2 separate regions of the Homo sapiens genome follow, and region 1 is linked to region 2. The links are chromatin contacts, found by Hi-C or POLR2A ChIA-PET in ENCODE. All regions are on one chromosome and are shown on one strand. The core of a region is the stretch at or near the end of the contact, and the rest is flanking DNA. Distances in the headings are between cores, read along the strand shown. Region 1 has its middle 30 kb from the start of ZFP36L1. Region 2 has its middle 140 kb from the start of RAD51B-AS1.

Region 1 (3,808 bases), core at 459-2,958, 210 kb before region 2:
TGACGCCTGTCACTGCTGCTCACATTTCACTGGCCAAAGCAAGTCATATGGCCAAACCTCAACTCTCCTGGGGCAGGGAAGTATAATGTTCATCCAATAGTAAGGTCTACCACACAAAGGGTCCTTAAGTCAGCACTGTTTTAGGCTAGGGGGACCTAAATTCTTGGAAGATACAGAGACCTCAAAATCCAGTTGGTGAACAACTGTCTTGAGATGGAGTTATAAACAAATGTAAGAATAAAATATAATGGCTAGGCATGGTGGCTCACGCCTGTAATCTCAACACTTTGGGAAGCTGAGGTGGGAAGACTGCTTGAGCCGAGGAGTTTGAGACCACCCTGGAAAACATAATGAGACCCTGTCTCTACAAAACAATTTTTAAAAAATTAGCTAGGCACGGTGGTGCATGCCTATAGTCCTAGCTACTCAGGAGGCTGAGGTGGGAGGATTGCTTGAGCCCAGGAAGGGAGGCTGCAGTGAACTATGATCGTAGCACTGCACTCCAGCCTGGGTGACAGAACAAGACCCTGTCTCTCCAAACAAACAAACAAACAAACAAAAAAAGCAAAACAAAACAAAAAAACCCAAAATACAATATAAGCTTCACAAGGGAAGAGTCTTGAGAAGACTAACTGGGATTACAGGCATGCATCACCAAGCCTGGCTAATTTTTGTATTTTTAGCAGAGGCAGGGTTTCACCATGTTGGCCAGGCTGGTCTTGAACTCCTGACCTCAGGCAATTCACCCGCCTTGGCCTCCTAAAGTGCTGGGATTATAGGCATGAGCCACAGCGCCAGGTCTCAGCCAGGTTTTGAATCTTGCTATATTGTTGTAAATTCCAGGTACTCCACCCCCTCGGTACCCTCATTTGTCTTGCTTTGGGACAGTGACAGTGGAGTCCACTCTCCCTGTTTGACCTTCTCCAAGGACCTCCTAGAATATGGTGGGAGAAGGGAAGCGCATGTGGCTGGGTGAGGGAGGAAGACTTGGCTTTTCCTCCATCTTCATTTCAGTTGATCTGGGAGGTACAGAAATCTATCTTTTTAGGGATGTGGCTCAGATATTTTCATTTTATTAAAACTGAAGTCTTAGACTCACAGGTTTCCTTCAGGCTGGAATGCTTCTGGTGTAACATAACATTCTGGGGAGTATTAGCCAGCCGCCCCCTCTTTCTGGGTCAGTACCAGGCTTATGTAATTAGAAGTCCAAAGTGGAGACGAGTCAGACAGTCAGACTCACCCAGCCAATAACCTTCCCCCGCAGCTTTCTATCTGGTCGTCACAGAATTTTTGGGCAGGAGGAGACCTTGCACCTAATGAACTCTCATCTGTCTTGTTCCAACTAAACAGCTGAACATCATGAAGACCAAAATGCAACCCTCCTGTCCTAGATGTCAAAGCTAAAGCCTAGGACCCTAGTGGTCACTCTGTACCCTTCAACTGACTTACAGACTGGGGCCCACCATCCCTCCCTACCTCCTCCAACAAGATAAACACATCCGTGACCCCATCCCTAGGGAGCCAGGGAGGGAGGGAGGGAAGGATGGAGGAGGGAGCCTCCCCGGCACAGACAATCAGAGACTCGGCCTTGACTTAGGTTGTTAAGATAGCTGCTGCCTCCCTTCTCCAGCTGGCGGGAAGCAGTGACCCAGGGAGCCTGAGCCACCTCCGGGGGAGGAGAAGCTGGCTAGGGAGGAAAGATAAAGGAGAAGGGGGAGGAGTCTGGCCAGCTCCCACCTCCCGGCTGCTGTTCCAGCCAAGTGGCTGAGCTGGAGAAAGAGAACTGATAACAGATAAGGGTCTTGCTTTCCTGTGGCCTTGTTTATACAAGCTTAGGTTCTTGCCGGCTGGTCCCTGGGGGTGGGGGTGGGAGTGGAGTAGCTATGTGGGTGGAGGGCAGTATGGGTTTCTGGACCAAGGCTGGGTTTCAGCTGGCCAAGGCCTGCTTGGCTTAGAGATTTTCCCTGTACCTCCCACCCCACCCCCACCCCCAGATTTCCTGCAAGAAGCTGGCTGAGTGGACGCTTGAGCTGAAATGCAAGGCTTTCCACACGTGGAGTTGGGGGGCATTTTACCTGAAAAGCAGTGGACATGGCAACTCTGTCTCTCACTTGGCCTCTGGGGCTCTGGGCATCTGACAAAAGATTTCTATTTCCAACAGAGCCTTGTAGTCCTATATTCAAGCGAATTCAAGAATCCCCTGCACTCTATTCCTCAGCCTCCCTGAAACAAATTGGGTCAGACTTGTGCTGTGTCTGAGGCCCTGGAAGCTGTGGAAGAGCAAGTGCCATGTGCCAGGTCCTGTGCTAGGGAATAGGGGTCGGGTCATGAACCAAAAAGACACAGTCTATGCCCTGGTGGACATTAAAAGCAAGTAAGTGAGTCTACGAATCATGGCCAAGGCAGCATATGCTCTGGAAACATGGCAGGGGATCTAATCTCTCAGGTGGTCGGGAAAGACTTTTTGGAGGGATGGCATCTAAATAGAGGATTGGGCTGGGTGCGGTGGCTCACGCTTGTAATTCCAGCATTTTCGAAGGCCGAGGCAGGTGGATCACTTGAGGTCAGAAGTTTGAGACCAACCTGGCCAACGTGGTGAAACCCCGTCTCTACTAGAAATACAAAAATTAGCCAGGCGTGGTGGTGTGTGCCTGTAATCCCAGCTACCTGGGAGGCTGAGGCAGGAGAATCACTTGAACCCCGGAGGTGGAGGTTGCAGTGAGCTGAGATCATGCCATTGCACCCCAGCTTGGGTGACAAGAGCAAAACTCCATCCCCTCTCCTGGCAAAAAATAATAAATAAATAAAAATAGAGGATTGACAGACAAGCAGGATTGAGTAGAGTCGCAAGAGACACATAGAGAAAGAGCATCCCACGCAGAGAAAACACTGCAGGGAAAAGCATTTTAGAAGCAAAAGAGACGGGGTGTTTGGGGGGAAAAGAAAGGGGCGGTGTTTTGTGGGACCCTGAGGAGGAAGGGGGCAGAGCAGAGGTAGGCAGAGGCTAGATTATGGTTGGGGGTAGGAGTGGAAGGCAGAAAGGGGACTTGGAGAGAGGAGAAGAATGGGCAGACTGGAGGACTCCAGGAAGCTTTCCTCTGCAGGAAAGTGGGAGCCATGGTCCTTTCTGAGGTATTCCTAGATGGTGACTCCTGGAGCAGAGCTTGTCAGCCTCACCTGGCTGCCTTCTGTGTCAAAGCTCAGCAAACGCTTGTGGGTTTGGGGCTCCCTCCCATGGGTGTCCTCTTGGCCTCAGCCCCACCTGTGGCAGGCACATCTGGTTTCCCAGCCCCACCTTGGTTGGGTGGAGATGACACCCTGGAGGTGTTGTCCTGGGAGGTCAGCATCTCCCAGGTAGGACAGGTGGGATGAGGGTTGAGGCTGAGCTGCAGCTTGTCCAGGGAGGGCCTGACTCCCTTGAAGCTGTCTGCAACTGCCCCCCATCTCCATTGTGCCCTCCTAGGTGGCAGTGAGAAGGATTCAGAACTCCTTGCTTAAGGCCAACCCTCCCCCTACTGCCCGCCCCACTTCCAAGTGCTCGAGTCACTCCCAAGACCCCCAGCAAGTCATCCATTTCCCCCTACTCATTCTTGTCTTTACTCCATTCCACTCAATAGTTACTGAGGCGTATTGACTCTCTGGCACTAGCACACACACCTTCATTGGGTTAGGCTCCATACCTTGGTCCAGGAAATCCCAGAGCTGGGAATATTAAGTTTAATGGGTCAGGGTACAGGCTCTAACATCAGGGTTCGAAGTCTGTAACTCAGTGACCTGGGGCAAATCTCTCCATATTTTTGCATCTCAG
Region 2 (3,399 bases), core at 432-2,931:
GCAGGACAATCTACGCCCTCCTTCTGAGTCCCCCAATCCTCCACCACCACTAAAACAGATGTGGGGGACAGCTGGAAAACTTGCAGCAATGAAGAATTATTAGACAACGGTCAGAGCTGACCGAAGTTTTAAGAGGCTGCCTTGTAGATGGCAAGTTTCCTGTCACCAAACATAAGCTCACCATCAGTCAGCAGAGAGTGGCAGGATTCCGCTGTAGCTTCCCACATGACTTAGTAAAAAGAAATACCTATCAGACTTCTTTTTCCCTTCATCTGGATCTTTCTATAAAAATGTGTCCAGGGCGGCCGGGCGCGGTGGCTCACGCCTGTAATCCCAGCACTTTGGGAGGCCGAGACGGGCGGATCACGAGGTCAGGAGATCGAGACCATCCTGGCTAACACGGTGAAACCCCGTCTCTACTAAAAATACAAAAATTAGCCGGGCATGGTGGCGCGCGCCTGTAGTCCCAGCTACACGGGAGGCTGAGGCAGGAGAATGGCGTGAACCCGGGAGGCGGAGCTTGCAGTGAGTCGAGATCGCGCCACTGCACTCCAGCCTGGGCGACAGAGCGAAACTCCGTCTCAAAAAAAAAAAAAAAAAAAAAAAATGTGTCCAGGGCATGGATGAAGCACTAGATAAGAGCTAACATTCTTGTGGTTAGCTGCACCAATGATTTGGTGCAAGCCACTCCTCACTGGTCAAATGAAGTTTGGGGCTCAAAGAAATGTGAGTTGTGCCCTCCTTTTCTCCCCCCATCCCTCCCCCTGGAACATTCTGTGACTATAGACTGTGGCTCAAAAACGGGGATGTTCCAAGTCTGACTCAGTCACCAGCCTTGGAGTTAGGGTTGTCCTGAGGAGATAAGACAGACAGCTGGGAGACTATCTGGTGGCTTTTGAAGAACCTGACCTACTCCTGGGGCTCAAAACCCTCAGCTCCCACTCTGACTCCCAGGGCCTGAAATGCCAGCCTCACAGTCACTCCCTGGGGATCTGAATACACCCCTACCCACTCAGGGGTCCTGTAATCAAATGCAAATTAGGTCTTTATTCAACAAAGGGGTGGGAGGAGGGATTTGCTGACAACCCTGTGAGTGCCTGGCAGAAGGCCCTGGGGACTGATGGCCCCCCATGGAGGGAGGTCAGGAAAGAAAGGAGAACAGAAAAGGGAGAGAGCTCAGAAGGGGTCAGAGGCCTCGGGCAGCCCCCACTTCATCCCCAGTGTGCCCTGGGTGGGGGGATAATCCTGGGTCATCAGCCTTGGGCATTGTCTTAGCAGTGTCAGGACGCCCACCCTGCGCATCACTGACTACACTTCCGGCCTCCTTGCATGTGATGCTCTGTGCTAACCAGCAATTCTTCAGGCCCAGAACGCACAGACATCCACTCTGTCCCTCTCATTTCTCCCAAGACCCCAAGAAGTCAGGACTCAACACTAAGAGTAGGGCCTGATGGGGCACAGCTTGGAGAAGAGGCGTGCACAGAGGGTGGAGAGCCATCTCGGAACCAGCTCCTGCGGAGTAAATCAAACTGCCGTCCTCCCCCACAACCCGCTCTGCAATCCTTTCCAATCAGGGAGTCTAAAATTACCATATTTACAGCATCTGCAGCCAAGCCAAGCACTAAACAAGATGAATAGCAGTGACGCACGAGCCTGAGTGGGAGCCGGGGTAGAAGCATGCAGCAGGCTGGGCTGGGCAGGGCTGGGCTGGGCTGGGATGGGCCCTGGGGGCAAGTGAGCCACAGCGGGAGAGTGAGGACAGTCCCAGGCAGGGGTCCTGATGGATGAACTCACCCAGCACTAAGGGGAGGTAGAGGAAGGGGTGGTGGGTGAGGAAGCCTCGGTATCTCAGCCTTCTTAGAAAAAGAGAGGAGGCAATTAACAGAGAGAGAACATGAGAATATCCTGCTGACTTTAGGTTTCTCTCCTTCCTCCTCTGCCTCCCTCCCCTTAAACTCTCCAGGAGGAACCCACTGAGGCCTCCAAGACAGGATGCCTTCCATGGAGTTTCCTTGTGTATATGTGGGGTGGGGGATTTCCAGAAGGGTTTTGCTCTGGATTCTTCCAGTGGGGATACCCATGCCTTGTGAGTTTCCTTCCCAAGCAGCCTTTTCCAAGGACACTCTGTCAACCTACACAGACCAGTGACTTCATTCCTAAAAAAGGCCTGCAGGTCTGGGTGCTTTCGTTCTGGAGGAGAGTGAGGCCAGGAATGACAGGGAGTGTGTTCTGCTTCAGGGTGTCCCAACACTTTTTGTCCAAGCCTGGCTGTTCTCTCCCCGGAAGGAAAAACGCCCAGGAAAAGAGGCTTGGTGACTCATGACCTGCTCACTTGTACTTGGAGTTTCAGAGCTAGGAGGGAGCTACAGACAACAGAGAGAGGGAAAGAGACAGGGCCAAGGAACCCGGGCTTGTGGACTCTAAGGCCAGTGCTGTGTCTCCTGCCCCGGAGGTTCACCTTAGATTCCGTGATGCTCCCGGGTGCTGAGGAGTGAGCGGGGCTCCTGGACCCCAACACTCCTTCCTTCAGCCAGAGCATCTCCATTTTGAGCTGTTTTGTGGACTGGCCTTCTCTTTATGTTTTCATTTCATTTCCCCAAAATGTTCAGTGACTTGAGTAAAGTCCCTGGCCTGTACGTGCCGACAGGAAGTGAAAGGTAACAGTGGATGGCCGGAAGGAAGGCAGAATGAGGTGTCTTTAGAAACAGATGGAATGTAGCAGGAGATGCTGAGAAAGGAGGTTAATCCCGACACAAGGTCATGATCAGCACTCACGTGTGAATCAGCCCCCAGAAGAAGATGTCTCCTCTGAGAGATTTAGAGCCAGAAGCCACCTGCACTAATCGTGCCGGAACCTGAACTCAGATCCCGAAGTGTGGGCTGTTTGTTAGGCACCGGTCTAGTCCATGACAGCCATTTGTAATAGGAGGTGAGGAGAGGCTGGATTTGCTGGTGCTTGAGTTGGAGTTGCACAAAAAAAATGTTTCCAAGCTGAGAACATCATGAAATAGGCAGACCATTCAGCACATGACTAATTCTGGCCTCACCCTCAGGGTGTGCTAGAAGGAGAAAGTCCTGATAAACTGCACAGAGGTGTTTCTGCTCTTCTCACTTGCCCAGAATTGCCAAGAGTTTGCCATTAACATTAACATGGTAAGAACTGAGTGGAGTTGGTCGCCCAAGATAACAGCTCCCATTCCCACTGACCTCTGCCCTGTCCTAGGTAGGGCCCATGCTATCCCATAGTAGCCAGAAGTCCTCTTCTCTTCTCCTCCCGCCTCTCAGAGCACACCTGTCTCCTCCCCCCAGCTCCTCTTTCCCACCCTCCAGTGGTATTCCTCCAGTTTTGGGGCTTCTATTTTTTCTTTCAACTCTGTCTGCTCTCCTTGAGTGACTTTA

What was found. A loop is a pair of places that touch in the nucleus more often than their neighbours do. ChIA-PET counts read pairs that join two places held with the same protein, here RNA polymerase II (POLR2A). Pooled maps may share reads with other maps.
Region 1: a loop to region 2 is called in a pooled map, with 1.9 times the contacts of the local background. The contact joins two enhancer-like sites. A Hi-C loop is called at or near these places in 1 of 168 maps with a recorded cell type or tissue (posterior vena cava) and 2 of 50 pooled maps. POLR2A ChIA-PET finds 5 or more read pairs at or near these places in 3 of 52 experiments (A549, MCF 10A and activated CD8-positive, alpha-beta memory T cell).

The regions. Positions count from the first base shown.
Region 1 is chr14:68,761,056-68,764,863 of GRCh38, reverse strand. No RefSeq gene overlaps it. Among named protein-coding and RNA genes, the nearest start is that of ZFP36L1, 30 kb to the left of the region's middle. RefSeq lists enhancers at 1,420-1,920, 1,921-2,421. Within about 2 kb of position 1,708, at least 20 of the 41 ENCODE cell types and tissues checked have a DNase peak (open chromatin) inside an H3K27ac peak, as active enhancers do.
Region 2 is chr14:68,546,618-68,550,016 of GRCh38, reverse strand. It overlaps a transcript of RAD51B not described here. Among named protein-coding and RNA genes, the nearest start is that of RAD51B-AS1, 140 kb to the left of the region's middle. RefSeq lists an enhancer at 1,949-2,540. Within about 2 kb of position 1,681, at least 31 of the 41 ENCODE cell types and tissues checked have a DNase peak (open chromatin) inside an H3K27ac peak, as active enhancers do.